4 separate regions of the Mus musculus genome follow, and all the other regions are linked to region 4. A link is a loop called in an ENCODE intact Hi-C map of the cell type or tissue named here. Cell type or tissue: left cerebral cortex. All regions are shown on one strand. Region 1 overlaps Ahi1 (Abelson helper integration site 1). Region 2 has its middle 55 kb from the start of Gm20149. Region 3 overlaps Ahi1 (Abelson helper integration site 1). Region 4 holds the start of Gm33619 (predicted gene, 33619).

Evidence for each region. Peaks named below come from ENCODE experiments on the same cell type or tissue, not always from the same donor. Only the 100,000 strongest peaks of a DNase experiment are listed, where the experiment ranks them.
Region 1: a loop joins it to region 4, with 8 times the contacts of the local background. A loop is called at or near these places in 28 of 42 quality-filtered maps.
Region 2: a loop joins it to region 4, with 2.0 times the contacts of the local background. A loop is called at or near these places in 3 of 42 quality-filtered maps.
Region 3: a loop joins it to region 4, with 2.3 times the contacts of the local background. A loop is called at or near these places in 3 of 42 quality-filtered maps.

Annotation. Positions count from the first base shown.
Region 1 is chr10:20,987,887-20,995,886 of GRCm38, reverse strand. It overlaps Ahi1 (Abelson helper integration site 1), which reads right to left. Exons shown (of 24, transcript NM_026203.3): 15 at 7,203-7,343. Among named protein-coding and RNA genes, the nearest start is that of Ahi1, 39 kb to the right of the region's middle. In left cerebral cortex, a CTCF peak has its summit at 3,049 (motif pointing left); a DNase peak (open chromatin) is centred at 3,032.
Region 2 is chr10:21,095,524-21,103,523 of GRCm38, reverse strand. No RefSeq gene overlaps it. Among named protein-coding and RNA genes, the nearest start is that of Gm20149, 55 kb to the right of the region's middle. In left cerebral cortex, no CTCF peak of the experiment used is centred here; a DNase peak (open chromatin) is centred at 3,850.
Region 3 is chr10:21,079,686-21,087,685 of GRCm38, reverse strand. It overlaps Ahi1 (Abelson helper integration site 1), which reads right to left. Exons shown (of 24, transcript NM_026203.3): 24 at 7,257-8,000. Among named protein-coding and RNA genes, the nearest start is that of Gm20149, 40 kb to the right of the region's middle. In left cerebral cortex, no CTCF peak of the experiment used is centred here; DNase peaks (open chromatin) are centred at 4,289 and 4,951.
Region 4 is chr10:21,186,035-21,194,034 of GRCm38, reverse strand. It overlaps Gm33619 (predicted gene, 33619), which reads right to left and starts at 7,091. Exons shown (of 2, transcript NR_152786.1): 1 at 6,895-7,091; 2 at 5,417-5,817. In left cerebral cortex, a CTCF peak has its summit at 4,822 (motif pointing right); a DNase peak (open chromatin) is centred at 4,827; H3K4me3 peaks cover 729 bases.

The sequences.
Region 1 (8,000 bases), 200 kb after region 4:
CATGCTGTAATTAGACAGCCCTATTTCTGCATTGTATCATTTTTCTTCTTTATACCAATGTACTTTGTATGTTTAAAACTTAGGTCTGATCTAACCTGCTATGTTAAAGCTCACAATTTTAATATTCTTATCCATACCCTTTCATCTCTTTCTGAGACATCCTTACATGCATGCATTATAGCAGGCTTGGAAAATACAGAGACTCCTTTTTGGGGTTCCGACTTCTTGGAGCTGAGCCAGTTACTGCAGGGAGCTAAGCTGCATGGCAGAGGAATGCACAGGGGTCACGAACCTGCAGGTGGCAACTGTATTTGTTTGATTGTTTTGAAGCCTATCCTTACAAGCTGTCTGCAAATCCCCTGCAGGAGGTACTATTCCCTTCCTGCTGTCTTCCTAGCCACATGGCACTCTTCAGCTGACAGTGTGTGGCATGCATTGCTACAGGAAAACCACTAGAACTCCCTGCTACAGCCTGGCTCATGGACTCTATTCATATCTAGCCCTCACATCTTGCTTTATGGTTTCAGTTATCATTACATAAAATATGGAGGTATAATAAATAAAGCATGTATAATTTTTATTTCACAGCTTAAAAAGCAGACGCATATAAAATTGGAAACTATGTGTTGAGGGTTGGGCAGATTGACAGTGTTTGTCAAGAGGCTCAGTCCCTCTGCAGATGCTCCTGCCATGCTGTTGTCTGCTTTGGGCTGTATCATTCCTTTAGAAGGCACACCTGTAAGCATACAAAGGCCCTGCTGTTTACACTCAAGGCCATCATGTACATGAAAATTTTCATATTTCCTTAGTCACTTAATGGTCTGGGCTTTGAAAGTCAAGAATCCATTATGTGAGAAACAGTAAATATTTCAGAATACAGGAAAGCAGTTTTGTCAGGCCTTCATCATCATGGTAGCTTTAATTTATAATTTCTTATAATAGGGTAAAAATCAATATTTAAAACTCCATCCTACAATCAGTACTACCTGTTATGGTGTGTTGGACTGTGAAAGGCAGTCTGTGTTCTGGTTGAGCGAAGCTTACTCCGGAGACCCAGTAGTAATTCTACAAGGGACGGAATAGTGAGCCACATTCCCAGACACAGGCACCTGACAACATGAGTCCTCAACTCCATAATCCTGTGACTATTGTCACACAGGCAATGTCCCAAGCTCCAGGTATTCTGGCTACAGTCAGGTAAGCTCCTCCCCCAGTTACCTAGCCACAGCAAGGTAGTACAGCACACTATAAAGGGGGCTGCTTGGCCCTTCCTCTCTCTTGCTTCTCTTGCTTTCTCTCTAGCCCTCTTGTTCCTTCTCTCCCCCTCCCTTCTCCCCTCTCTCCACGTGGCCATGGCCTGCCTCTACTTCTCTACCTGAAGCCATAGACTGCCTCCTTTCATCTAGACTCGCAGTGCTGGAGCGATGGAATAAGGCCTTCCCCTAAGAGCCTCCTCTAATCTCCCTCAAGAAGGCCTTTTAGCGTTTCCAGCTGCCAGGCTGGACCAAAGACCGTCACATGCGTGGGAACTACCCAGTGCCTTCTACCCCTGCCCCTTCTCCCTTTGGCCTCAGGGCAGAATGAGCTGCCCGCAGTGCCCCCACCCATTCTCAGCTCTTCTGTAGTATCCAGCGATGTCCTGCGATGCCCCGGAGCTAGAACCTGTCGACCCTGGCTTCCTTGAGGCCCAGGGACCCCGGACTGCTCCCTCTCCATCCCCGCAGACTGGGGTTCCGTGGCTTCCCACAGCCAAACGCCCACCCGGGCAGCATGGAGAGTGCACGGCAGTTCCCCCGGTTCCCCGCATCTGTCCGCCTAGAGCCCCGGAGCTCTGGTGGGACGTGGGTCATTTCTCCCATCCCCTTTATTTCCCCACGACTGGCGCCCGACAATGGTGTAATTTTCTGAAAGGATGAAAATTATAATATCTGAATTGGACTTTTAATCACATATGGAAGACATTAAATGATACATACGCTGTGGGTATTAAATTTATATCACCTAGGTATTATCCTGTGAAGACATTAGTCAGGCAGCCTGAAGTCAAATGGTAGTTTTACCCACAACTCTGTGACCTTAGGAGAGTTACTTCATTCTGTGGTGCCTTGGTTTCATCATCCATTAATAGTGACAATAATGAGATTTTTTCTCAAGTATTTGGGAAGTATTCTATAAGAAAGTACTTGATCTTAGCTATGACTGCCACTGTTCTCAATAATCCCAAATTCACTAGTGGTGCCATCTTATATTTTCATAAAATTCAAGAAATAACTCTTGGGCTGGTGAGATGACTCAGCAGGTAAGAGTACTGACTGCTCTTCTGAAGGGCCTGAGTTCAAATTCGAGCAACCACATGGTGGCTCACAACCACTTGTAATGAGATCTAACGCCCTCTTCTGGGGTGTCTGAAGACAGCTATAGTGTACTTATGGATAATAATAAATCTTTTAAAAAAGAAAAAAGAAATAACTCTATTCTGTAAGAAGTTTAATTCTTAATGCAAACACACACTGCCAAAGTCTATGCTAAACACAGTGCCTTATAAACACTATAGGCAATTAGCAACTTGAGAGATGGGGTCTCTAGCCTTGGAAGCTCTGTGTACCCAAGGATGACCTAGAAGTCATGACCCTCCTGTCTCTACCTTCCAAATACTGGGATTCCATGCATGTGCCTCCATGCTTGCCTGTAACAGAATTTTATGAACTTAAATGTGTCTATGTCCCTGAACTATGGGAGAGCATGCCACACTGTGAAAAATAAAGCTACCAGCATGACAAAGCAGATCACCGGTCTATTTCTGACTAGATCGTTTCCAGATCACTGAATTCCAGTTCTAAAGTCCTTGTAGAAGTCATTGTAGAAATGGCTTTTAGTTTGACTAAAGGTTGTCGGGTGTGTAATCACCTCTGTAAACAGGAGAAAGGACCAGCAATGAGCAGGTAAACTGAGTCCAACCCTTGGGTTTACAGCTCAAGTGAGCCTGGTGCATAACAGGTGCTGGGAAAGGTCTGCACTGCCACAGAAAGGGACACTGCCACCTAGTGAGAACTCAGGCTCATTACCTGGGGTTAGCAATTTTAAGAGGTTGCCAAACAGACTTGACTCTACTTAACATACACAGTCATGTATGTCAGCATTCAGGCTAGGTGCTGATAATAAACAAATAAACAAGCCTACATCTTTGCTTCCTACAAGGTATAAAAATTCCACAAAAATTACATATTCCAGAGAAACTGATACTATAGAGAAAAGTTTTACCATTTGAAACCTAATATAGCAGGTCGTTTGCTAATAAATTTAGAAGGCAAATAAGAGTATAAATTTTGGCTGAGCGATAGTGGTGTATGCCTTTGATCTTAGACAGAGGCAGGTGGATCTTTGAGTTCCAGGGTAGACTGACCTATGGAGTGAGTTCCAAGATAGCCAGGGCTACAAAGAGAAGCCCTGCCTCAAATAAACAAAACAAAACAAAACACAAACAAACAAAACATAAACCAGTTCTCAGTGATTCAACTCCTAGATCCTGTAAAACTGTAAAAACACTTATGTCATAAAACCATAGTGAAAAATTTTAAACAGATATATTCATAGTGTTAATACATAGTGCTGTTAGGTACTAATAATTCTTAAATGTGCAAAAACATCCTAGAGACATAAGTAGACAAACACTGTTTAATAACAGAATATTTATTGCTAACGCCTGGCTTCATGGAGTTAATTCAGCAGAAACCGTTTCTCTGAGATGTACTTTGTTGTGGGAACCCTCGATGCACATTATTTGTGGTACGCGGTGACTAAACTTTGTATTACTAGATGATTAACCCTTTCAAAATCAGACAAATAAAACTGCCTTCTGAAAGTAAAAATTACACTTCTTACAAAAAAAAAGCAAAACTTCAGTAGAACGAGGGACTCAAAGACCACAAGCTGAACATGCGCTCAGCAGGAGAGACCCTTGCTGACTCTCACAGATTCTGCTGGGACGGAAAGACGGCTGATACATTTAGCTACCACTGTGGTCTCGCTTGGAGCTGATTTAACTTACAAAAAAAAAAAAAAAAAGAACTTGCTTCTTTTTCCTTGAATATTTCAGAAGCTATTTTAAAAGTAACTTAGCTGTTCTGTTTCTTTTGAACTTTTTATCATTAAAACTCAGTAAAACCACATGTGAACTTCATTCTGAGAAAACACAGTTTGAGCAAAATATCCATGTGTTAAAAAAATATAGGGCAAAACTGTAATAGGTTAATTAAACATTAAAAATTTTAGTAAAAAACTAATGATTATTTGAACTACTGATTGTAGCCTATATTCAATGAGTAAAACACTCAGAGACTAAAATAACTCTCATTTGTTTTGTACCTATACCACTAAAAAGAGTTGTGCCAGATTTTAGATGTCTTGAAGTTATCTTACTTCTTCCTAAGCTTCCCCTTTTTAAAAATAGGCGACAAAGAGCCTGGGAAATATGGTGAAACATTTTGAGCTTTAAACATTTTTTTTTGGCAAGGTATATGCATTTATCAAAAATTGTTTTAAATGTGTTACATAAAATAAGTAATTCCATATTCTGTTATTCTCATATCATCATTTCTGAGATGCTCACCCAAATCCATGCTCCTGCATCTAAGACAATGTGGCTCTAACGTGCGTTAGCTGTGTGTATTAAATGCAATACAGTTGGCCAGGTATGGCATCCGGGTTAGTGGATAAATGGAAAAGGCTGAGTAACGGTGTAAAGGGAGAAACATCATCTTCTCAACTCCACAGACAAGTGCTTGTGAGCACGGTAAAGTGTGGATTCCTGTACCCTGACTGGCTACTGGTAGATGAGCTTTATAAACACAAGTGTTAATTCTGGGTCTTCTAGTAGAGCGCCTTTCACTTCACAAGGCTCCCTCACAGCCACCGGCTCATTCCTTGGAGCTCTTGATGAAAGGATGGAGGGTCAGAAGGGCAGGGGGCATTAGCCAAGGTCCCTAAAGTGACCACAACAGGAACCTGAGCTCCATGCCACTGTCCAGCTAAAGCCACTTGCTCTTCTGAGTCAGAAAGCCCTTCTAGCAACAGGAAGCTACTGAAGGACAAGACAGAGCGGAACTTAGCTAATCTTTGCAGTGAAAATTTCAAAAGTCTAAAAGAAAGCAAATTATAAACTGAATGAAGATGGTTGTGAAATCTCCTAAGAGTCTGAGGCAATAACTGTGCTTTCTTTTCCTGGAGAATAGTTCCAATTGTACAGTAATGGCCATGATTCTCCTTGTCTATGGGAAAAGTAGGATGGGGCAAACAGTTGTTTCAGGGTACTCATTACAATGAGACAAGACTGGGCGCTGACTGAAGAACTCAGTAACAGATGCAGTAGCAGCCCTGCCAACAGCTGCTAATGAATGGAAATGGCAGGCATTGCCTGGAAACTCTATCACTAGCAACAGCATCTTATAAACTTGGGTATAAGTTGCAGAAACCATTTCTTCTCTATAAGGATCAGTAAGATAAACCTTCTTTTTCTGCATTCTTTAAGACAATTCACTGGAAAAATGCATAATGCACTCTGTACCATGAACAAAACCTTCAGGTTTATGATAGCTCAATTGTCTAATCACATCTATCAGAGCATTAGATAAGCCAACATGTAGTGATTTAATAAATTTAGCTTTGTTATTCCATTGAAGCATTTGTTCATAGCTATATTACTATAACATATACAAATGTATGCCGACATGTGTATAAATAGCATGCATGTATGCTATGCTAGCTTACAAAAATACTGAATCATGTTATGTCATAATCAACTAAAGCAAAGAAACTAATAAAGATCTTATATTTTTATACAACTATATATGAAGGTTATAAAATATTGATTTTTGAGAAAGATTAACAACTAGAAAAGAAAAATACTAATTTCAGAATAGAAAATAAGTATTTAAGAAACAAGATAAACCCCAATTATTCTCAGAATGCATCTTAATTCCTAAAAAAGTAGATCCAAAGTTTTATCATCCTTACGGTAGGCATACGGAATCTTTACAGTTGAGAACATCAGACTCCATTTTCATCACAGTTAAAAATCTATCTATCTCTTATATTAAATTTTCCTAACTAAAATTTACCAAAGCTATTTGCTTAAAAAAAATAAAATCACAGAATATGAAATTAGGTTAAACCAGCTTGCTGTCTTGTAATCCTAAAACTCAGGAGCCAGAAACAAGAGGGCTGCCTTAAGTTCAAGGCTCCCTAAACTTACAAAATACATTCAAAGCTAGCCTGAGCTACAGAGATCCTGTCTCAAAACAAAACAAAAAAGTCAAAACACATAAATAAAAACCTCCAAACCAAACAAATCTCCTAACATACAAATAAGACCCAAATAACAAAACAACTCACTATGCAACTAAAACATTTTTAAAGTTCATATTTTGTGAACCACTTAAATTAAGTTGATACAGTCCTAATTCTATATGGATTTCATTTATTTATTTTGATTCCAACACAGTACAGTCATGTGTTTTCTTTTTCTTTTTTTTTTTTTAAGATTTATTTATTTATTATATGTAAGTACACTGTAGCTGTCCTCAGACACTCCAGAAGAGGGAGTCAGATCTTGTTACAGATGGTTGTGAGCCACCATGTGGTTGCTGGGATTTGAACTCCTGACCTTCGGAAGAGCAGTCAGGTGCTCTTACCCACTGAGCCATCTCACCAGCCCCACATGTTTTCTTTTTAAGACAGGTTTTTATATAGCCTAAGGTAGGTTTCAAACCAACACACAACAGAGGATAATCTAAACTTCTGACACTCCTGTTTCCACTGTGAGCCTAGGTAGTAGGCGTTTACACTAGGTTTACACTAGGCCCACCCTAGCTATGCACCATCATATCCAATTCCTGTGGCGTTGGTAGTCAAAGGCAAGGCTCCACACATGCTAGCTAGGTCAGTACTTTATCAAGTGATCTCTAAGGCAGCCTCGTTATATGCACTTTTGCTAACATCTAAATTCCATGCTCATAATGCATAGAAAATAATGAAATGTTCAAACATCCTAGAAACAACCTATGCCATCTTGTGGCTCTTTCATATAATATATTCAAAAAGGCTATGTTACTTGAAATAATTATTAATAGATTTTATAGTGCTCCTGATTCCTGGCCCATTATAAATGTAAACATTACTTCATTTACATCAAGTAGTGGACTTACCCTGGAAATCATAAATATAAAGAAGAATCGGCTCGCTCTGTCCAAAGGCACAGAAGGCAACCATATTCTCCAGGGGGTGGTAAGAGATGTCTCGGATTGTGGACTTGAATGGCAGGTCAGAGTACATTGCCACTTGTTCTCCTGAGGAAAAGAAAGGCAGCAACTGTACGACAGCACACGCTTCTCATCCAAGGGTATTCTGTATCCTCGTGAAGATATTTGGAGTAATGATGAGGCTTCCATTATTTACATGAAACAAATACTTCTAGGTATTTGAGTGCCACTGTGGTGGATACTTATCTGCACTCTGTATTCTGCTGGCTTCTTTGTAGGTTTAGCTCACTCTCTTCAATGTTTTGTGGAACAAAGTACATAGGAAGTGTTCTGATGGAAACGGAGAGGTGTGTGTGACTGAGAAAAGTGTGCAAATTGTAGCTAACAAAGAATTTGGCAAAAGTGGGGAGGGATTATAAAACTCGTAATTGAGGAAACTCAGGTGAGTTTCTATTTTATTTTTTTCTCCTGGAGGCTGAGGTGCTAACTGCTTGAAAAGCTGCTAGAAGATGCCACCAGTGGATGTCATCAGAAGTCGTCTAAGGCATCAGGGATTTTCACAGGAACATTTCATTACCAATCAAACCATATCTCTCATGTTGACCATGTATCTACATAGCTACAGCTCAGTTTATAATTTTCTATATCTTGTGTTACAGTATTCATAAGGTACTTTTCAAGCATCTCAGTACCTCATAGGCTTTGAGAAAATAAATCTTGATATATAATGTGAAACTCTAAATT
Region 2 (8,000 bases), 91 kb after region 4:
AAGTTTACAAAAGAGATAACAATAAGCTTTAAGGTGAGCTTTTAGTGGGTCAGAAGGAACAAGAATTTGTGATTAAAACGTTGGACCTTCTAGTGGAATGTTTTATTAGAATTAGGCAAATTTATAAGAACTCGAATAATGTTAGGACAGTAGCATAGCAAGAAGAGGAAATATGAAGCATTTAATCAATGGAACCTGAGTTTAGGTAAGGAAGTAACATTACATCTGTGAGAGCTTTTTTCTAGCTGTCAAGCTACAGTTACCTTAGCTGTCAATGTAGTCAGAAATCTGGGGAAGAATAAACAATAAACAGTCATATATTATTTAACGTATTCATGATTTGCAGTTTTGTGTTTTTTAAGCTTTATGGGTATTTTATTTTCATCAGAAAAGTGATATTTGGTTTACTACCATTGTAGTATACCTCCTAGCAACCCTCTCTGGCCATTTACTGGTGTCGGGTAAAGAACACAGGTTACTGATTGCTGAGAGATGAATGGTATATGCAAGCACTGTTTCATCCACATGGGTAGCTCCATGTAGTGACTACAGATTGGGTAGCGGCGACCATGCAGTTATGTATTTATTAAGCATTGAGGCAGAGTTCTATTTCAGTGACTGTGGGAAATAACCAAAAACATGGAAAAAATGACCCCTAGCGCTCAGTGACTCATTTAAATTAAGGGGGTGGGGACTTTCAAGAGATTTTTTTACCCCAGGTTCCTTATTTCTAAGAATGTCTATAGTTGTCGATAAATAAGCATTGTAGCTCAGTGTTCTCGTGCCAGTGGATGGAGGTCACAGTAGAGTCAAGTGGTATAACCACGTAGGGTTGTAGTCCTCTCTCTCTCTCCCTCTGAGTGGGGTGTGTGTGTGTGTGTGTGTGTGTGTGTTTGTGTGAGTGAGAGAGAGAGAGAGAGAGAGAGAGAGAGAGAGAGAGAGAGGTGATCATGAATCTACACCAGTTCCATGGCCTTTAATAAACACACCTCGTCCATCTCTCTTTGTAGCATCTGACCTTTGAGGTAACCTGTGTACAGGCCTGCCTTCAGTCAAGGGCAGACAGAACTCACTGGAGAGCTCTGGCCTCAGAGGCATCCAGTAGCCCTAGCAGGCCGTCCAGGGGCAGAGTCAGCGGCAGGTTGGGGGGATCGGGAGCAAGAAAGAAGGGAGGACACTCCCAGAAAGACAAGTGAGACTTTGGTAATTGGAAGTGACAGTGTGCCCAGGGCAGGGCAGCCTGGGGAAGGGCCAGGAAAGGCTAGTAGTTAGGGAAGGATTTGCATAATTACATTCACCTGAGAGACTCCATTTACTCAACAATGAAGCTCATTGTGCAAAAGCCAGCAGCTGGCCCTTCGGTTGGAACAATGTGAGTCTTTGGCCTTATTCTTCCAAACCAAATGCTTGGACTCTGGAAAAAGGAAGACAATTAGCATGTCAAATAGAATAGAGTTAGGGATGGAACAAATGTTACCTCGAGGTGTAGCGCTCCATTGTGAGCAGAGCATTTACTCGCTGTACTTCTAAGCATGCCAGCAGGTTATAAGCTATTCATCTTGCTGTGGTGGTGTGTGCAGCATGAACACTGTCTACTTCACATTACACATGTGCACTTGAGATGTACACCGCAAATAACCCGAGAGCAAAGTAGATGACTCCCTAGCACAAGCTGCCCCTTGATGCTCTGTAGCCCCTCACCCGTTAAAAGCTTTTCTCTGGATGCGCATCTTGCTGTTTGAATGTGGAGTGTGTTCTTTTGTTTTCTGTCTGTTGAAGATGATGAAGGGCTTGGGATGTAGAGATGAGGTGTTTTGTGGAAGAGGCCTAGTGTGCTCTGTGTCCTGTTTACCCAAGACTCTGGATAGATATGGGGGAGATAGGAAGATCTATTGCAAACATTGTGTGGGGCTCATTTCCTGGTATCACCCACACTTAAGAAAGGTGGGTACAGGGAGCGGAGGCTGGCAGCTTCTGAGGTGACTCCTTTTACCTGCTCAGAAATTGTTACAGCTTGCTTCTCAAGATCAGAACATGGGATGCATTTCCAAGGGAGAAAACCCCTTAGAGTGTTTGCCTATTTGCAACTTTAATTAATTTCATTTTCTAATTGGCCTGCTAGGATCAGTAAGCACCCAGTAAGCCTACTTGCTTCCCCTCCCTTCCTCTCTCCCTCCCTTCCCCCCTTCCACTGTCCCTTCTTCCCCTCCCCTTCCTTCCTTCCTTCCTTCCTTCCTTCCTTCCTTCCTTCCTTCCTTCCTTCCTTTGTTGAGAAGTCAGAGAGCACCTGAGCATTTTGACTGGGGAAGAAGACTTGGCAGGTCCTTTCTTTGAGGCTTATGTGGTCTTTTAGTTAATGGAAAGCGGGAGGCAGGCTGCTCTCACTGTTTCCTAGCAGGATGAGAAGCTAGAAGCAAGCAGGATTCCCAAGCTGGGAGCTGGCTGTCAAGACGAGGTCTGTAGGTCCTTGACACTCCCCTGTCCTCCAGAGAGGGCACGCTGATCAAAACCAACCCCAGCTGGTTTCTATTTTCCTCTCAGAATGGGTAATCCAAATGACTAGTAAGGCACCTTGCTGCTGAGGCGAGAACAGGGAGAGAGAGGTGGTCGCCCACCAGCCCCTCCCAGCAGGCATGGCAGAGGCTGCCACACCTGGCACACACAGGAAGCCTCGGCAGCCCCATATCTCAGGCTCCATCAGTTCTCATGACTCAGCCTTCCACTCCAATCTCTGCCCCATCAACCCACCATCCCCTGCCCCTGAGAAGAGCTTTCTCAAACAAAAGAAGCCTTTCCTAGAACTCCTCCCGCTCCCTCCCGGAGGTTCATGGCAGCGGTCCCTAAGCCTGTTGCACACAGGAACTGGCTGCACAAAACCCCATCCTAAACCTCAGAAACAGAACTCTTAGGAACAGACAGGGCACAAGCCTGAGAGCTGTAGTCACAGAGCATTCCTCGTTCTCTGTCCCCAGGGCATCTGTGAAGCACAATAGTGTCAAATTCTTTATAGATTACCTTTTGTCCTGTGCACACACACCTGTGATAATATTCAATTTATAATTTAATTGTAAATTGCACAGTAAGGGATTAGCAACTATCGATAAAATAGAGCAACTATAGCGATGGGATGAAGGTTACGTGAATGCCGCCCCTCTCTGATCCTGCACTATAGTTCTCAGCAGTCTTGGTTGACAGACTTTGTTTCTCTCTTTATTAAATTGAGAACTTTTACTTTTTCATTTAAAAGAAGTACTTTAAATCACAAGTGATTATTTCTTGCACCTTGGGCTATTAACATGTAAGAAGGGGGTTACCTGGCCACAAACATGATGATACCCCCAATCTGATAATTGAGATGGTTTCTAATTGATGAATGGGCGTGTAGGATATAAAGCACGGATACCCCGGACACTGTCACTCTGAGGCTTCTGGTCTAAGAGCACACTGAAGGCGGATCTTGCACCAGCAACCCAGAAGTGTGTGTCCTTGCCACAGAGTGGAACCAGTGACTGCAGATGTTTACTGGATGCAAGACATCGTGGGAAGATAAACACTGGAACCAGGGTCCACAGGTCGTGGTAGTGGTGACTCCAGCAGGAGTGTTCACTGACAACAGGCTCAGCGCTGCTTTCTATGATGAACAGGTTAGGTGTGCACAGCGATTCCCTGAGGAGGGGCAGCATAGAATCCTACTCCCAACCACCCCTTCCTAGCTGCCAACGCTGAGGGAGGTTTTACAGCTGGTGGACTGAAGGAGGCCAGTTAGGCACACAGTCTGCAGCAGAGCCCTTGAGATGAGAGTCCCTTCCTGGCTGGGCCCCCGAATGAGTCATTTCACTCCTTTTTCTCTGTCAATGGAGAAAACCTCTCGCTCAGTTAAATGGTACTTGAGGCAGGCCGTCATCACCCTGAGCTCAGAAAATGTTCAGAAAGTCCAAACTTTCTATGACATTTTTATCATGTGCAAAGAGCTTTCTGCTTCTCCTGCCTCTCCTCCTACAGTCCCGGCTGTCCAGGCTAGAAAGCTGTGGGCGCCATGCCCTATAACCTGCTACAGGCTCAGTCACCTCAGAAGGGTTAATTCAGACCTGCTTCCCTCCAGTGTCTACCACAGCTCATCTCCTTTCTAGACTAGACTATAGACCATTCATCTACCCTTCAGATGGACTCTAGATATCTCTCTAGAAACAGAGTCTCATTCCCTGGCTTACCTACCTACCTGTTCCTGATTTAGTCTTACCCCCACGCCCTATTGGATGAATCCACCCTCCACAGCTTGGTGTACAAATCGGTGCTGTTCTGTGGCCACCAGCCATTTGACTGCACAGTCATGGCGTGTTAGCCAGGAGATGCCAGGCTCCTTCAAGCATCCTGACTCGGCACCCCCTAGCCTTTCCCACACTCCTTAGTCTTCTCTGTCTGTCCTTTCTCCACAAGCACTGAAGTTTTTATACACGGAAGTTCTTTTCTAAATTGAATATTGTCTCAGCAGGGACAGCGGCAGCTGGCTCTGGCATGATGTTCAATTACAGAGAAGACTGAATTAGATTCATACGTATCCACTACAGTTACTGAGTGATGGATATGCTGTAGTTCCATGAAAGGTAGACACACAACTGCTTGTGTCTCAGCCACTCTGAATCCAGAGAGACGTGAATGAAGCCCTCCTGTCACCTCTGACAAGGCCACAGTGAGCCAGGGGAAGGAGGATAAGGGTGACTTTCTCTACCGTCTGACCTGGCACAAGGAGCTCATATTGCTTTTGCAAAATCAATTAAGGAAAACAAATGATTGCTCAATGAGTAAGCAGCACCCACGAAAGACACTTTCAGACAGGGAAGAGAATTGCTACTTCCGGCAGAGCTGGGACAGCCAGAGGACAACATTCCAAGTCCCCAGACACTGTAGCCAGGATGCCACCACTGACTTTGCAAAGGATTTCCATCTCCTCTAGAGGAGTCATCACAGTTTTTAAAAAGTCAGTTCCAGATGGACACAGCGGTGCACACCTTTAGTCCCAGCACTCAGGAGACAGAGGCAGGCAGATCTGAGTTCAAGGCCAGCCTGGTCTACAAAGTGAGTCCCTGGCCAACCAGGGCTACACAAAGAAACACCGTCTCAATCAAAACAAAACAAATACAAACAAACAGACAAACAAAAAGGTAAATAAAACAAAACAAAGCCAAAAACCAAAAGGCAGCTCCAGCATTAGAACTAGTATGTACCAGTCAATAGGTCATTAAGCCAAGTTCTTAACACAGAGTTAGGGCTGAAAGTTGGGAAAGCAGGGGACAGTTGAAGGTGATTCAGAAATGAATATAAGTTCGATTGATATAATACCATAACGATAGGAGAATTTATGCCATTGAACAGATTCCACGCTCACCTCGGCTTTTCTGGAGAAAAGAAAAAGGAAAAGGTGGCACAGACCCTGGGCAATGCCTAGACAGTTGCCATGGCTACAGCCTGCATCTTACTGAGGAAGAGCATCTTCCTCGTGTGCCTTCTGTTTATCAGAGAAGAATGGCAAGAAGTGGTGGCAAAGGAAGGGAAGTTACCGTTTGATGTAAGGCTTCATGTAGCCCAGGCTGGCTGTAGACTTGCTATAGAGCTGAGGACATCTTTGAACTCTCTGCCCTCCTGCTTTGACATCATATGTGCTAGGACTACAGGCTCATACCGCCACACCCAGACCCGAAGAAACTTTTTTTAAGTGAAAGAATAGGACCAGCAAGATGGCTCAGTGGGTACAGGTGCTTTCACAGGCCTGGTGGCCTGAGTTTGAGTCCTGGATCCTACAAGGTAGAAGAAAACTGACTTCTGAGAGTGGTCCTCTGACCTCCACACATGTACTATTTGGCATGTATGTGCCTGCACATACACACACACACATACACACCATACCCCACACTAAAAAAAGATCTAAAATTACAAGAGAAACAGAGAACTTTATCAACAGAATGGGTAAGACCTAATTTGAACACTTAGTAATAAAAGCAGGAGACAGGGCTACTGTACAGTTTTAGTACGCCATGGAAGAAAAAAAAAAAACAACAACAAAGCAAAACAAAACCAACTAGGCTTGCCTTACTGACTTGGCAATGTTCAGCCATTGAAGAATTTTTTTTGTTTTTTGGTTTTTTTTTTTTTTTTTTGGTTTTTCGAGACAGGGTTTCTCTGTATAGCCCTGGATGTCCTGGAACTCACTCTGTAGACCAGGCTGGCCTCGAACTCAGAGATCCACCTGCCTCTGCCTCCTGAGTGCTGGGATTAAAGGCGTGCGCCACCATGCCCGGCTTGAAGAATTATTTTAAAAGCTCTCTGTCAAAAGAAGAAAACCAATCCATAGTCCTTTGGGATCCCACCTACAATTTTTATATGAGAAAATTAAGTTTAAAAAAGTGTGGGTCTGAGGAGGAAAGAAAGAAGGAATGGCACGGCTCGACCTGGGGCCTCGGACAGCACAGCACTGGGTTGCTTCAGGTTGTGGGTAAAATGGCTAAGTAGTAAATAGTCCCGATTTTGGGGAGTAAAAGTGCCAGGCAGATATTCACATAATGAGGCTAAGCATTGGTCCCCTCACAACTTCCTAACAAATTCTTAACACTTTATGGCAATATCAATCAACTTTATAATATTTTCATAAGTCACAAAATACTGTTTTTTTTTTATTTTCATCAATCATTTAGATTTCTTCAATCAAGTGTCACACAGAAAACCAGGTCATATCCTGAATCAAGCCTGTGTGACATAGGTTGGTGACCTCTGCCGCAGAATGTTTCTGGATTATCTTAGGGTTCTTCAGTCCTGAATGGTCCAAGTCCAGTTGATCTGCCTTGTTGGCACCTGCTAAGATGTGGTCCCTGTCATTGTAGTGTTGAGGACTGGTCTGAGGTTGGCAAGTGATTAGGTCTTGAGGTACCACTGTCAGAAACTGATCAATGCTTTCCTCAAGAGACAAGTCCCTACTCTCAGGACGCCTGGCTAGTTACTGTGGGAGCAGGAGATAAACAGGGTCACCTGTGACATTTTCTGTCTCTCACGTGTATCCGGTGACCTCCTGTGTTCCTGCCATGCTATGATGTAGCTGGGGCTACTCACCAGAAATTGGAACCATAAATCCAAATTAACTTCTTTCCTTTATAAGGTACTAATTCTCAGGCCTTGTGTTACAGTTAGAGAAAACAGACTAAAGCATTCTCCAAGCAGGTTATAATTATACTGGGAGAACCATAGAGCAAGAGGACATGATAGACTCAGGGCTGTTCTACAGAATACATCTGGATCCCGTTGCAGTGGACAGACAGATGCCTTAGTTCAAGGGGATATTGAGTTTCAGGGGCGGTGACCACAAAATACTGTGAACCGAGTGGTTTACAAATATTAAAAATTTTATTGCTAATTATTCTAAGGGCTGAGAAGTGGGAAATCAAGGATCCTGTCCATATGCCAGTCGTTGAGAGCATCGAGTGCACAGAGGTGCCTTTGCTGAGATGTACCTGTTGTGGTCTAACCTGGAGCTTTGAGTTGGTGGTAGTTTGGGAACCTGGGAAGGCATCTGCTCTCCACAAAAGCTGTTCGGGGAGCTCCCCCCCCCATTGTTTTCTCCTTGCTCTTCCAGACTCTAATTCCTCTCAGCGTTTCCACTTGTCTATAGTTTGTTAGCTTGACCCAGAACACACAGCCTGGGAACTAGAGAGGTCACCAGCGGCTAAGGCGGGAGGAAAGCCTAACGAGCCGAGAGCATGCCAGGTTTGTACCGTATGATTATCCGGTCTTGCTGTAACCTGCTGGCTTTGAAACCACACACCGCACAGAAGGATCGCTCGCTCGGTTCCAACCCCAAAAGATGGGGACAGTTTCCCAGAAAACATGACTCAGTTCTCGGCCCATCTCCACCAACACGGAGCCGATTCCATTTCCCTTCCCACTAAAACTGCTGTTTGCCCTGCTGATGGTAATTGCCAGGCTTGGCAAATAGAAGTTCAGGGCAGCCAGAC
Region 3 (8,000 bases), 110 kb after region 4:
CAAAGAGAAGAAGCTGTAACCACAGGCAGGTGATGGTAAGACTGAGGCTCTTCTTCTCAGAGCCTGTGAGCTGAGTATGGTGGCTCATGACTTCAGCCCCAGCACTCAACGGCTCTCTGTGAGTTCAAGGCCAGCCTGGTCTACACAGTGAGAAACTGACTAGAAGAAAGAAAGAAAAGAAAAACATAAAATAATATCCTGAGATAGTGGATACATAGTTAGAAATCTAAGGACCATACCAGGTACCTAAGAAATGGGTGCTGATATAGTTATATTATTGGTGTGGTATTATTACATTTCACTTGATTGAGTGATTGCTTGCTGGCTTTGGACCTAGCCCCACACACATGCCAGGAAAGGGTTATTCCACTGCTTAGTCCCTGTACTTCAGCCTCTTTATTGGGGTCTGTATCCAGATTAGTTGGCATTTGTGTCTACGTCCTACTATGTGCAATTGGTGGTAAGTTCTGGGCACACAATGAAGTTATGATATCATTCCTTTCTTTAAGACCATTTGTTACTTTCAGTATCGTGAGTAAAAGAATGAGGGAGGAAGTCACTCTCACATGTCCTAATTAGGAATCTTAGTGACACTCAAGATGAAACTGGAATGCCCTGTCCCCATAGAGGTTTTGGTAAAAAGCACTTCTCTAGGACGAGAACAACTCAAGGCCTTGAAAAACCAGCCTCTTTGGAGGCCTCCTTAAAGCACGAACAGTGGGTTTCTACAGGAAACCCTTGACTGGGGATTCCTTGGGGCTGAACACCAAGGCCTGTGTTTGCCATGCGAGTTGGCTCCAGGTCGCCGCCTCACCTTCAGATACTGACCAATTCTCCTTTCCTGCTATCACCTCCAGGTGACTGTGTTTTATTTTCATGTCCTGTGATACAAGAGAATACTGAGGAGCAGAGCTCCAGGGCTCTCCAAGCCAGCAGGAGGAGTCTGATGCTCTAAGGCTAGCGCTATCAAGGAGGGAGCGTCTGCGAAGAGTTTCAAGACAGCATTTCATCTTATGGATTTGCCATAGTCCTTCCAAGTTGGTGAGTTGATCTAATGATGCCTTAGGTCAAATAAGAATTTGTTGTCCATTAACAGAATAATTAACTGAAAGTATAATTCATTTGCATTTAGACCCCATCCCTTAAATATAAAATGCATGAAAGCAATTTAATTTTTTTCAAAAATATTTTTGTTTATTTTTGAGACTGGAATTTAATTAGTTTCTTCCTTCCTTCTCCTCCCTGTGAACTCTCCTATGCACCCCTCTCTCCTCTCCTTCAAATTCATGGCCTCTTTATTGTCAGGGTTATTGCATGAAAATTAAGGTTTTTAGAAAAAGGGACTCTTGAGTTTTCTGTGTATCTCTTTCCTCCTCTGTCTAGAAAACTTAACTTAAAAATTTAGAAATGCTCTTACTTGAATTCTTTTACAGGTTCACATTTCGAGTTTAAGACTTTAACAAGAAACACAAACACCTTTCATAACTGACACCTGAACTGAAGACAAATGGAATCTAAAAGTTTTGCTGCCCTGTAGAGATGGGGGCATTGATTGGCTCTTCTAATAATTTATTTCCAGATCTTCCCCATATCAATAAGGAATTTTCCTGTTTGGAAAGAGTGGAGAGTGACGGGGAGGATCTTGTTCTGTTAGTAGTTGTTGAGGAAGTCACAAAATATTTTGACTAGTTTGCAAACATGGGTGGCAGGGGTTGGGGTGGGAAGGGCAGGCAATGCCTTCCTGATGCAGACTGTTAAGGGGCTTAAGTTTGGTAATGCATAGGAAAGTTCTCTAAAAAAACCACTCTGTGGTGGCAATGGCAGTAATCAGGAGGGTGAATCAAGGTGACTCTCCTGGCTCAACTGTATCTAGCTCCTCTTGCCTGTTAGGACAGACAGGCATCCAGGAACCAGATGTTGGATAAGTAAATGCAGATGCACACGCACACATATATGCACACCTAAAAGCAAATAGATGTGCAAAAGTCTTCAAGGGTCCTACATTTATTCTCTTTTACTTATGTTTCCAGCCCTGGGGACTGAACCCTAGGCTTTGTGTATTCCAAGTAAGTGCTCTACCAGTGAGCTACACCCCCAGGCAGAGTGTCCAAAATTATCAATGTGTTTAGCAACATAGTTGATTTCAGCTCTTGATATGCAATAGAATTAACCATCCTCTGTATCCAGTTGTTAAAACTATCCTACACGTGCACAGAAATGGCAGCTCCTGTGGCTGTTGTGTTATTTACGTCTCCCCTTGTGAGTCCTGGCTCACTTAGACTAGTCATCATACATACACACATGCATACATACATACATACATATTCAGGTCACGTTATGGATATTTGCTTTTGACTGTGAACAAGGTTGAGAAGATGCAGATTCCTCAGGGTGTTACCTAGGAAACACCTGGAGTTGCAGGGTGTTACCTAGGAAACACCTGGAGTTGCAGGGTTACCTAGGAAACACCTGGAGTTGCAGTTGTGAGTGGCCCTGCCACGGAGCTGTGGGCAAGGGGCTTAGTTGCAGTGTTTTAAAGCACAGTGGCCCAGGCCTGTAATCCTATAATTTGGGAGGCCGAGGCAGGAGGATTTCAAATGTGACGTCTGCCTGGACTGCATAGTGAGACCTTTCCTGAACAAAACCCAACCAACCAACCAGATCTTCATGCTTGCTTTTGAACAACCCTCGATTTTCACTCCATTACATTTCCAAGGTTTTTTTAGATGCGCTCTGGAGGGAGACCTTCATGTGAGAAGGAACTGAAACAAAAGCTTTCCCTCTACTTACTGTGACTTTGTCTTTCCTGGGCTCTGGGAAGGTCTGGTTCTCCTGTCTATGGAATGAAGAACTCTGAATTCTCCCAGGAAATGAATAGGTCTCTGTACATTTGTACAGCGTAGTTCCCACTTTTCAGAAGTGGTAGTTCCATTTTCCCAGCACAGAGCCTCTTTGACTGTGGATTGTGTGCTCGAGGGCGTGTGTGCCTGCCCTGTGGGTGTTTGCGTGTGTGTGTGTGTGTGTGTGTGTACTCAGCCATGTGTGCACTTGTGCAGGCTTGAGGTTGCCATCTTCATCAATTATTTATCTCCCTTATATTTTGAGACATGCTACCTCACTGAATCTGGAGCTAAGCATTTCAGTTCCATTGGCCAGCCAGCAAGTCTGTGGGATCCACCTGGCATGGCTTTTATGTGAGTGCTGGGGTATTGGGGGTGTGTGTGTCTACATTCAGGCTTTTGAAGCAAGCACTTTACCTACTGAGCCATCTCTACCTTCGGACTCATTCCTAACATCCATCATGATACCAGTAGCATCAAATCAGGCAGAGATCATTCTATAGTTGTTAGGCAATGGAAAGGGTCTCATTGTTAGGATCCATTGTAACACACACACACACATAAATAAATAAAAAAATCACACTTGTGTGTAGCTTCACATTTCAGAAGGGAGTGTTATACAAATAGAGGTGGTTATGTGAACCTTATTTATATGAAAAGGAGCTTTCTAAGAGGCTTCCAAAATGGATTTGAGTCTCCCATAAGATAGTCCCAGTCTGCAGCACATTTGTGGGCGGGTTGGGCAAATAATATCCAAACACTAGGGAGCTGTCCCTATCAGGAAGACAGACACACACAGCAGAAGGCAAAGCAGGTTCATTTCTTGAGTCCAGAGCATTTCTAAATTCCTGGTATTTTTGAGAATGAAAGGGGGGCAAAATGATCCCAGATACAGGGCACACTGAAGTCATATTTGGGAAGAAAAACTACCTTCCCTTGGCATGCTTGTGGGGCCAGCGACCACTGTACTGTTTTAACAGTCTGTTGCAAGCACAGTGAATGTTTCAGTTTGCCAGACCTGTCATGATAAATTAATTACAGGATGTTGCAGAAATGGCCAGGCTCCAGCAGCATCTTGCATGGTTTAATATAGACCCATTTCCCCATTTCAATGTATTTGTGGTTAGATAAATCCTCAGAAATTTACAGCTGCTATAGACTAGTTTATTATGTAGTCTGCCTGCACACAGGAGAAGTATAATAAGAATTTGATGTTCTTAAAGTACGTAAATTTGACTGACATTCCTTTACCACATGAGATACTTCACTGCATCAACACAGAGCTCTCAGCACCGTCTTGTGTGTAGCAGTCAGGGCTGGGTGGCTGCGCCACTGCCTAGCTGCCCTTCACGTACCTCACAGTAATAGTTCAGAAAAATTATTCGAGGCATTTATATTTGTCCACATCCCTGTGAACAAATTTAGCGCCCACAAAAAAGCCAACGGATTCTCTGCTAAAAACACCAAAAACTGAACTGAATCTGCCAAGCTTTTCTCCAGGGAGCCGGCTGCCTTCAGTCTTCTGCCTGGGTTTGTTTTGAAGATTCAGTTGCCTTCTCTACTCTTTCACCAAGTTCCCTTCCTTGATGTCTTACTGTTTGTCCCCTTGCCACTCTTACTTTTCAGCAATCCGTCTCCATCCCAAGATCGTCTGAGAAATTGTCCCTTGATCGGCAGTTGTGAGTTTATGCCTGTAAGAATGTGTCACTCTTACGCTTTCATGTAATGACAAGCCCTCTCTATCCTGGAGAAGAACCAAAGGATGAACTAAGAAATGACTTAGACTACACCAGCACCGCTGATCATTACGCATGACTTTTACACTGAAGTAGGCTAGGAGTTAAGCCATTTTGACCTAAGCAATGAGAGTTGGACAGGGAATTACAAATCATGACACACACGTTTCCTTTAGATTGGAGAAATAAAGCTGGAGGTTCTTGTTAGTAAACACCTCTTCAACTTTCTGAAGCAAAATTAGAAGAGGGAGGTGCTCCCAGCCTGCCCTTAGACGTGAAGGGGATCTAAAGCCGCATTCTATGCGTTTACAAAACAAGTGTTTTTTATGTTCTCCAGTTCCCGCCTTAGCGTAAAGATCTCCCTATTCAGTTTAATAACTAGAGCGGAAGGCTAGATGAATGAGGCACCTCATTACTGCCTTTACTTCCTGGGTCTCCACAGAGAGGAGCTGTCTGCTTTTGCCTAGTTAGCCCATTGTTAATCCTAAGCGATGCTGACATTCCATTCTCCCTCAGATAATTGGGTCCATCCATAGATTGAGTTCTTCAGTCAACACAGCCTTGTGATTGACACTCTGCCTGATGTTTTTATTATCTTGTACATGACTGGAATGGCGGCTTTTCTGTTTCATGAATACAATGTTACTGTACATGTAATTAGTTTGATTCTACAGAACCTGTTTCTTCAGGAGACGTAAGAACTGTGGAATGGAGTGAGGTGCTCCTAAGAATCATTATAGGACATACAAATGACCAGCTTTAGAAATAGTTTTCACTTTGATATATACACATTTCTAGACCTGGGTGGAGCGTGGTTTTAGTCACTCTTCCATATGCAGGGAGTACATGTTAAACTCTGACTGTTTTGTTCTCTGCAGCATGTGAGGATTTGCGATGACTCCACTTCTTCACTTTATAGCCAGTATGGGCATTTACAGGCTGTGTGCACGTGGACAAGCAACTTCACGTTCAGAGCCTTGTAATACTTACTTGTAGAGCAGGGAAGTTTTGTGTAGCTCAAAGATCTGATGCAAAAATAAATGGAGATTGTGTAAAAAAAAATGAAGATCTGGGAAATATTTTCTGTAATCAAGTTCAGTTGGGTAAAAACTGTTAATGTCGATGTAAAAATATTTGTACAAGGCCAGGCAGTGGTGGTGCACACCTTTAGTCCCAGCACTTGGGAGGCAGAGGCAGGTGGAGTTCTGAGTTTGAGGCCAGCCTAGTATACAGAGTGAGTTCCAGGACAGCCAGAGCTACACAGAGAAACCCTGTCTCAAAAAAAGAAAAACATACAAACAAATTGTACTATTTCATTAACACATAGGGACTTCAGCTGGAAATCAATTAAAAATATATTAAAAAATTATTAATTTTTATACTGTCCTTACCTTCTTAATAATACTTAACATATGACAGAAGTAACATATTTACCTTTAACATGGTGACTTCTGGGTACAGTTGTATTGAAATTCTTGAAGAGATGTCACAAATAAAATTTTACAATAATGTATAAAGTCAAGAACATGTTTTTATGTAGCAGAAACTATGCACAAAATTTTGTATGTTTCAGGTGTTAGCCCTTTAAAATATCAATTTCAGTTAAAAATGTATATTTTATATCAAAAATTTGCATTTGTAAGATTCCATGATTGAAATGGGGTGGCTGGGTGTTTCAGCTGTACACAGGCACATCCACACACATGAAAGCCTGACTACACACATGCTTACCACACAGCCATGGGAAAAGTATCTTGGGTTTTTATTATTAAAGTTTTGCAACTATTATTCACAGTATAGTTTTGATACTATAGACATCGTGATACAGAGATAGTGTCAAACTGTTCCTCTGAATAGTGTGATAGCATTCCATAATTTCATAATAATGATAAAGAACAAATAGTTACTAAAAGACATGAGCCAAGTGGATATGGCGTCTTAGGTCCTGCAGGAGTGTAGTCAGGGCCTATTTCTCGAGCATATGCTAAAGACACCTCTCAGGGTTTTCATGAATGGAGCCCTAGACTCACACTGGCCAGCCTGAGGAGAGCCTACTTTTCCTGGTACAAAGACACATCTGTGACTCTTTTTTCTTTCTTTCTTTTTTTTTTTTTTTGGTGTTTTGAGACAGGGCTTCTCTGGCTTCTCTGGCTTCTCTGTGTAGCCCTGGCTGTCCTAGAACTCACTTTGTAGACCAGGCTGGCCTCGAACTCAGAAATCCGCCTGCCTGTGCCTCCGGAGTGCTGGGATTAGAGGCCTGCGCCACCATGCCCAGCACAACTGTTACTCTTGTCTTCAGTAGGTTCAATATAAAAACAGACTTTCAACATTTCATGTGAACATGAAGATTTAAGCAAATGCTCAGCTCTAATGTTTCTTTCCATTAGTTTCGATTTTAATTTTGATTTGTTGAAATTCTTTGTGACGAATCCCATGTGAATGTGGGGGGGGGGTGTCAAAGGCTCAGAAGGCAGAGATGGGGGACCCTTGTTGGTAAGTGAGCTCTGGGTAAGCCAAGAGACCCAGCCTCGAATGAAATGGAAGAATGACTGAGGAAGATGGCTGACATCAGCACAGGGCCCACACTCAGGCATGTGAATGCACACCACGCAAACGCTCGTGCATGCACACACACACAACACACATGTGCACACACACAGAAAAGAAAGAAACCAGGAGCTGAAGGGGTAGGAACACAGCTTTATTTTTCATTGTCTCAAGCAGCACACTCACAAGACAGAAGAGAAGCAAGTTCAGAGTGACTGAGCTGCCTGCCCAAGTGTGCCAGGGACGCAGACACACAACCACAGCAAGGCCGCTGGTACTGGCCGCTGAGCCTTCGGGGCTGAGGGCTGTGGGCTTCAGCAGTTTTCAGTGCCACCCTGTATGCGCTGGAAATCTCCTTTAGTACTAACAACAATTCTACCAAGGTTCTCCACAGCAGGGTCATGTTCCCATTTTAAGCTTCTACAACATGTGCAAACAGATGCGTACTCGAAGCTACTCACGCTGTGCATCTGGGCACGTTTACACCTCAGTGCTCAACAGAGCGGTTCTCACTTCTTATTTCAATGAGATCAATTGTGTACTTCGGTAAATATGTTTTTCTAACTTTACCATAGTCTGACCTTGTTGGGGTTAAATGCTTTACTGACAGACTTATCATGCAGCTGAAGAAATGGATGAGTGAAGAGAAAACCAAGATGGAGGAGTCTCAGCTATATCCAACTGCAACATACAAACATATGGTAATGGCACTGTTATTCTGAAACTAAAGACATAAATAATGCTGTGTAATAATTTAAAAACAAATATTCAGACTAAACTATAACCACTACAGAGTTTACATCCATAAATTACTTATGCTGTTAAATATAAACTCTGTCTAAAAAATAAAAATAAATTTGGTGTACTGTTGTCAGTC
Region 4 (8,000 bases):
AAAAGAGGAGGAAAAAAGAGGAAGAGAGGGGGAAGACAGGGGAAGAGGAAAGAGGAAGACAGAGGGGAGGGATAGAACAGGAGAGGGAGATAGGAGACAAGGCTCAGTCTACTCTGTGCCCAGGAGGGCGGGCTGTGCCCAGCAGGCTGTAACCTGGATGAGCAGGAAGCCTGCAGCAACATGCCTGTGTCCAGGGTTCCAGACCTGGGCAGGGTAGGGATAAGAGTCTCATTTTAATTATGCCAAGGAGTCTGCCCTGGAAGAATGGAATCTCAGCAACAGAAGATTGTAAATGGAACTGGGCTTAGTCCTGGCAGCAAGAGAGCTGCTGTCTTTCCTTCTCAAGGCAGCAACAAACCCGCCATTGCTTAGGGGAAACGTGGAGTCTCTGTAAAATGACACAGAATAAAAAACCAAGATGTAAAGGCTGCTTCAGCATATGGCCTACACTGAAGCCGAATTATCATTTCAAAGATCTTGAATCCTCCTGTTGCTGAGGCCCAGGCCCCTTGGCTTTCTTCCGTTTCCATTATCTTTCTCTTTTCATAAACAAAACCATTCGAACACCAACACCAAATAGAAAAACCCCTCCCCCTCTCCCTCCCCCTCCCGTCTCCCCACTGGGACCCCACCTCTGTCTTCCCAACGCTCTGGCAAGCTTTCAGTTTGAACTCTTGTGCTGCCTCTGTTCTCACTGGAAGCTGGCTGCTGAGTATGGACTCTGCACCCTGTATCCCACAGCCTTGCTCTCTACCCTCTACCCACTCTGCCTCACCTTCATCGGGTCAGGAGCCAGAACCAGGACATCATTTATCACCTTCTCAACAGCATCAGCACCAAGCACTCATACCCACCTTGAACTCCTGATTGCCCTCACTGATGGTCTCTCCTGGTAGGGCTCTCGAAGCTCTGATTGATATCTACCCATTTCCACCCCAGCTTCTATAATAATATCAGGGAGGAAGAGAAGAGAGTAAAGGAGAGGACGGGATGCTAAAGCCAGAATACCAGGTGGCATCTTTCAAACCTGATTAGTTGTCTGATAGTTGCCAGGAGTCAGGATTGTTTCCTCCCAATGTTGCAAATCTCAGGTCTAGACCATGTCATAGTCTGGTTCTAGAAACGTCTCCACGTTTTTTAATACAGAATAACTAACCCAGAAAAGAGGGGCCGGCCAATTCTTATGATGTAAATAGACCCACCTTATCCAGCTTTGAGCTACAAACTAAATGTCGCTAAATGTGCAGTTGGGAAGGCATGTATGTAGACTGGCTTTCAGATATAAACATGATATAAATACGAGCTGGCTCCAGTGCCCCAGTGGCTTCACACACTGTCCCACTCTGTGACAGGCCGGGCCACCTGGGTCTCTTTCAATTCCCTTTACTGGCACTGCTTCCTCATGCACCAGGCTGCCTCGCTTTCTGTTCCTTCTGCTCATTCCTTCCTTTTCATCTAGTCCGTGACTGCTCCTCCCTCCGTTCTCAGCACAACCATGACTTTTACAGGCAAGCTTTTTCTGACCTCGCCACCAGTCCGGTCAAGTGCCTAATCCTAGACTCTCATTGTGCCGTGCCCCGTTCCTTTGTAGAATATGTCACAGGTATAATTTGACACTTGTTCAATTGATCATCTGATTACTGTCTGTCTCCCTTCCTGGAGGGCAAGCCCCGGCTGGTCAGGCTGGGTCTGCTGTTGTTTATGCTGTGTTCCCAGCTCTTGCCCTCCAAAGAACTTCTACGTGGTGACAACTAACTGACTGTCTGAGCATCATACCTCTTTCTCCAAGCCTGATTCGTCATGAGCTAGAAGGTGAAAGTCACTTCTCTTCTCCAACACTACCATACCCAGGAGTGTTTTGTTCTCTCTGAGAGCCTCTACCAGCAGCTGACTGAGACAGAAGCAGATACTTACAGCCAACCAACTCTGAGGAAGAGTTGGGGGAAGGACTGAAGGAGCTGAAGGGGGTGGCAACCCCATAGGAAGAACAACAGTGTCAACTAACCTGGATCCCTAAGAGCTCCCAGAGTCTAAGCCACCAAATCAAAGAGTATACAAGGGCTGGTCCATGGCCCCTGCTGGTACATACTCAGCATAGGGCTCCCTGGTCTGGCTGCAGTGGGAGAGGATGTTTCTAGTCCTGTAGAGACATGATGCCCCAGGGAAAGGGGATGCTGGGAGGAGGGGCACCTTCTCAGAGGTCAAGGGGAAGGAAGATGGGGGAAGAAACTCTACAAAAGGGGACTAGGATGGGAGACAACATCTGGGATGTAAAAAAATAAAATTAATTAATTAATTAAAAGAAGCATTCTCTTCTCTGTTTTCCTATTGCTGAAACCCAAGGCCCTGCTTGCTATGCAGGCATTCTGCCACTAAGCCTGGTCCTCAGCCTTTAAGGAGCATTCTCTAGATCAGACTGCTCCAAATGTGACTCTGCAGCAAACGCTTCATATCTAAAGAACCGCACACACAACACGCCTGAAGAGGAGGTTCTAGAAATCTTAAGATGTGTAGCAATGCCTCGTGTGGTCATGGGCAGCTTCTTCGATGTATTGCCATGTTTTTTGTTTGTTTGTTTGTTTGTTTGGTTGGTTGGTTGGTTGGTTTTTCGAAACAGGGTTTCTCTGTGCAGTCCTGGCTGTCCTGGAACTCACTTTGTAGACCAGGCTGGCCTCGAACTCAGAAATCTGCCTGTCTCTGCCTCCCCAGTGCTGGGATTAAAGGTGTGCGCCACCATGCCTAGTACATTACCATGTTTTTAAAAATAAGTTTTAATTTTGTAATTTGTGCGTGGCATGTGTACGTGGGGGAGGGGTTACATGCACACAGGCATGCCGCCACTGTACACATGTGAAGATCAGAGAACACCTTTTGGAAGCTAGTTCCATCCTCCTTCTTTGTTTTTGAGGCAGGGTCTCCTTGCCATTGCAAAGCAAGGTCCCAGCAGATCCTTCTGCCTCTGTCATTCCCTTTAAAATGGGACTGTGCTTATGGCTTCCTCCATGTGCTCCAGGGACCAAGGTCAGACTATCAGGGGTTGCTGGAAGTGCTTTTATCCACCGAGTCATCTCCCTAACTCCAGTTTTTTCTATCTAACTGCACCTGTGTGGTCTAATTGGATATATCCCATTAAACTCGATTTAATCTAGAACAGAAGAAACTGGGTAAGGGGTGTGATCAAGATGTAAGATGACTAAATAAATAAATTTAAGGGGGAAAATGGAACTTTTAATACTACTACACGTGCAATTCACAGTCCATGAATACCAGCTCATCACCAGTGGAAAAGTGGATCAGCCTTTAAGTAATGCTCATGATGGTTAGCAAACTGAAAGGGCTTACAAAAACCAAACAAGAAAACCTGATAATAATGGCTTTTGTAGAATACCTATATACTACGCCCTCAGGCCTCTGTGAAGTTCAAGGCTCAACCAACCAGAGTTAGCAGAGATTTGGAAGGCCTGGTCTTGGACGGTGGTGCCCATGCCTGTAATTAGTAAACCCCAGGGCATAAGGGAAAGTATCAAATGTAAAATTTGCCCCTCTGGTCTGAGAAAACGGAGGTGAATACAACCATGAAAAGAGGCTTGGAAGATGGCGAAAGGAAACTAAAGGAGTTTCTTTAAAGGTTTGCTCTTAGCACTTCAAAATTGTCTTTAAAGATTGTTAGAGAGTGATTTCTTTTTTAAAGAAAAAATACAGCACTATGCATCTCTTGATCAGCATACTGGCCCACTGTCATTAGCATACAGCTCAGGCATCTAAGAGGAGAGAGAGACTTTAGTTTAGTCTTCTCTGGTCATGTGAGTTGTGCTCTGGCCTAGTCATAGTTGTAGAAGCATAGTTTGGCAGTAAAATTGAAGCTAAATTTGGTTAAACTGCTTAGCTATGCATCACAAGTCAAGTAAAGTTTAATATAAATTTATGAACGAATGTATTACTAAGTTAAAGCCAGACTTGAATGAACTTTAAAAGACACCTTTGGAGACTGATTTCACACTGTTCACTGTAGTTGAGACTTCGTGCAGTTCCCTGCCTCCGTGATAGCTCAGTCCTCTCTGAGACTATCTTGGCTGTCACTGGCGCCAGGCTTGGGGCTAAGTGCTCGGACCAGGCACTTGATGCTTGCCAGCTCCTGGGAGGTACCTGCCGTTACTGACATCGTGTCACACAGTAGCGGAAGCTGTCAGAGTCAAGAAAGAGAAAGCAGACCTCTGAATGAAGTTAGGTCTCTCTGGCTCATCCTACAAATTTATTGACGAATTCACAAAGTCAAGGAGGAATTTTTTAGTTCTGAGTGGCTGATGATGGGATTTGATCATATTCCACGAGCATTTTCTTTGTAAGAAACCCAAAGGTGCCATCTCTTCGCTAAGTAAGTGGGAAAAGAGACGATACAAGAACCAAGACGCCTCAGCAAGCTTGCCATTTTCAACTCTAATATATTTGAATCGCCTGGGGAATTTTGAAAAGAGAAATAATACTTAGGCTTCATTTAATTGGAATTTCTTAGGGGCAGGGGCAGCACTTTCATGTTTCTTAAGAGCTCCCTTGATCTAGTGTGTCCGAGAGCTTGGATCCTGTTGCTTGTCTCTGCTCAGAGCTCTGAGCACCACATCAGGGTCCCTTTCTGCCTCCTGCCCACTGAGCATGCGTGGTAAACACGGCGTTGCTTGTACAACGAAAACAATGGAAAACCCCAGCGTTCAAAAATCATTTTTCCTTAATTTGTAAATGCGTATAACAGCATTTCAGGATCATTTTTGTGAACTTGGTTTTACTCTGACACTAGAATTTTCCAGGTTCAAATGTCATACCAAAAGGTGGCAGTAGATGGCTCACCTCTCTCAGCAAGAAAGGGAAAGCCGGTCCTGGTGCTGGAAATGGAAGAAGCCCAGCTTCCCTGTAAGTATGGAGCGAGCTCAAGGGGAGGCAGGCAGAACGAGCTGATAAAAATAGCAAAAATTCCGAGTATCAGAGAATAACTGAAGAGATGGAGAAACAAGCAGTTTAAAACCACGCCAGGAGGAATGGAATCTGTGACCGGGATGTCAGGACAGAGCCTTTGATAGAAATAATGAAAGTAGTGAAAGTTAAAACCAGGAACTTGGCAAACCAAAAAAGCTGAGTGGCAAAGTCCCCCTAATTGTGGATCTTTCCCGCACCCCAGTTTTCGGGTGAAAGTGGAAATGGAAGATCTGGGTTCATGTGGACATCTGGGTGGCGGCATGGGCATGCCTTTCTCTGGCCACCGGTGTGCATCACACAGAAGTCCCAAGAAGCCAGGGAGTTCCCGTTTCATCATGTGTGCTTAAGGCAGCTAGCATCTCCATCACCTGTGTTTTAGAGCTATCAAGTGAGTATCCCCCCACCTGGGAACTAATGAAAGTAAAGTCTAAATAAAGACTACCTGATATAGAGTCAGTCTTTTAATATGAGGAATTTGTTATCATTGAAAGAGTATAGAGAAGTTGTGTAATTATTTTGTATTTTTTTAACCAAAAAAAGTAAGTTAGCAATAGTTTCTCATGAAGATCTTAGCACACACCGACAAGATCCAACTCCTCTTCACAAAGAGACTATGTGCAGGATGGAGAAGAAGATGTATCCAAGCATATCCTGTGAAATTTATGTCAATGCTGTGAAATTTGTCTCAGCACTCACAATCCAGATTTCTGCTTTTTAGGTGGCTTTTTCTATTTCATTTCTTCTGGCTTCATAGAAGTTTGAGGTGACATTTTTAAGACCTGTGCCACTAAAATTTCAGACCCTATTTGATTCATCATCAGGAAAATGTAGGTTCCTCCATGCACAGGGCTGTAAATCAGGAAAAATCAAGTTTAGGATTAATATCCTAAAAACATGCTGAGTTTGCCCTTAGGCTCAGAATTGCTATGTGCAGCTATGACAGTGCCTAGCACCTGCCCAGAGGCTGTGGTGGAAAGTAATGATGGTTTTCCTTTCCACCCCCTCATTACCAGACCTCATTGAGTAGAGGGAAGGGAGTGGTAGGGGTGACCTAAGGTAGACAGCCATGGCCCAAGTAGTATCAGTAGTCATGATCATGGGTAGGCACTGGGCTACAGCTTAACCACACTCCCCTGACATGGAGTCACCCCAACTCTGACTCTGTTTACATACTAAAGGTAAAGCTGTTTTCTAATGCATTGATTTTACCTGTGAGGGTCAAATTCTGTTCTGAGTTGGGTATACAGAGCTGGGACAGTATCCAGGGCTTTGTGCACAACAGCAGGTATGAGCTGCATCACTAAATGTGTGGTAGCTCCTCTAGTGCACCCCCCCCCTCTCTCTCTCTCTCTCTCTCTGTGTGTGTGTGTGTGTGTGTGTGTGTGTGTGTGTGTGTGTCTCCCTTCTGTTTTGCCAAGGCCAACCTTTATTTTGTGCTCAGAACAGGACACATTTAGAGACCTTCTATTAGTGGGAAGTTCTGGCTGCTGGCTGATTAACCCCATTTAGACAACAATATGTGGATTCCCGTGTGATGCTGACTAAGAAAGTCATCCTATGGCTCAATACATTCTTGAACACTTCATACACACTGTAGCTACACACACACACACACACACACACACACACACACACCAGAGATACTCCTGTGCCCACTGCCTCTGTGAATAGAAATGTATATTTAAATTTTTTAAATAAAAATGTAATTACTATCCATGTTTTTTAGAAGTTAAGATAAATCCCATTACCATGATTAGGTTATTTTAAATAACACTTTTAATTACTTCTAGATTGAAATGTAAACTGTCAACATAGAGATAGTATGGCTGTCATAAAGCACCTCTGGGGTCACCTCCCCAACTCTGTCCTCTACGATTTCCTGCCAATTCTCCTCAGAGCATGCTTATCTGAAAACTCAGAACTAACCTCTGAGGCTGAGACTGACCACGAAGGCCGGAGCTCAGTAGGTCCAGCCAGCCTGTAGGCGCTTTATTTGGATCCTTGAGTGCCTGAAGATTTTAAGGCATTTTACAGGATTTTTATACTCTTGCTGAAAATGGAAGATTTGCCAACATCAGCCAGCCTATGTGCACGACACCTTCCAGTGGCAGATAAGCAATGGTGTCTGCTTTACAGAAGGCTTGGGTTCTTTGTTCTCCAAAGTACCCACCCCTTTTGTTTGTGTCACTTCCTGCCTGGTCATGCCTGTTCTGTGTATGACTTGTCCCGCAGGGACACTTGCACACCATACTGTTCCCTCAGGCTAGCTCCTCACTGGCAAAGGGTCTTCTGAGTTTCTTTGAGATAGTAGCTCCAACTCCTTCTCTAAGGCAAGACCCTTCTTTTGTTCTCGTTATTGTTATTCTCTCATACACATCACTATGGATGACGCTCATCACACATATTTTAATACAGTCTTCAGCCCCCTCAGTCCTGGCTCCTGACTCCTTGAACTTAAGACCCATACACTTACCTTGATCCCACCATTATTTAGTACATGCTGAAGAATGAATAAATATTCAAGAGAATCATAATATAAGATAGAGAAAATGGACTGATTCCCATAACACGGAGGGAGAGTGATGTTTCTTCGGAGTTCGGCATCAGTTGTATTAAGTGGATGGACGTAGGGCAGGGAAAAATGGGGTAGGCATAAAAGGACACATAGAATCCTTCCTTAACAACAAATGTAGAAATCCGGACATAAATTATATATGCCATCGAATGCAGATGTATGGAGGAGGGAAAGAAGGAGGACGAGGAGGAAGAGGAGGAAAGAAAAAGATTACAATGAATTGGGGGAAACTGTGAAGGAAACATAGAAGAGTATTGTGTTTATATTCTCTAACTGGAAACATATCCATATGCAGTCACGTTGCTCTTACAATTAAAGAAAGACAGTTTCAGGAAGTATGTGTAAACTTACTCATCTGTATCTTAAGGGTTTCAAACAAGCAGATGTGGGTCATGCAGAAAGCAACTCTCTCTTTTTAAAGCCTTTACCAAAGAATAGATGAGGGAAAAAATATTGA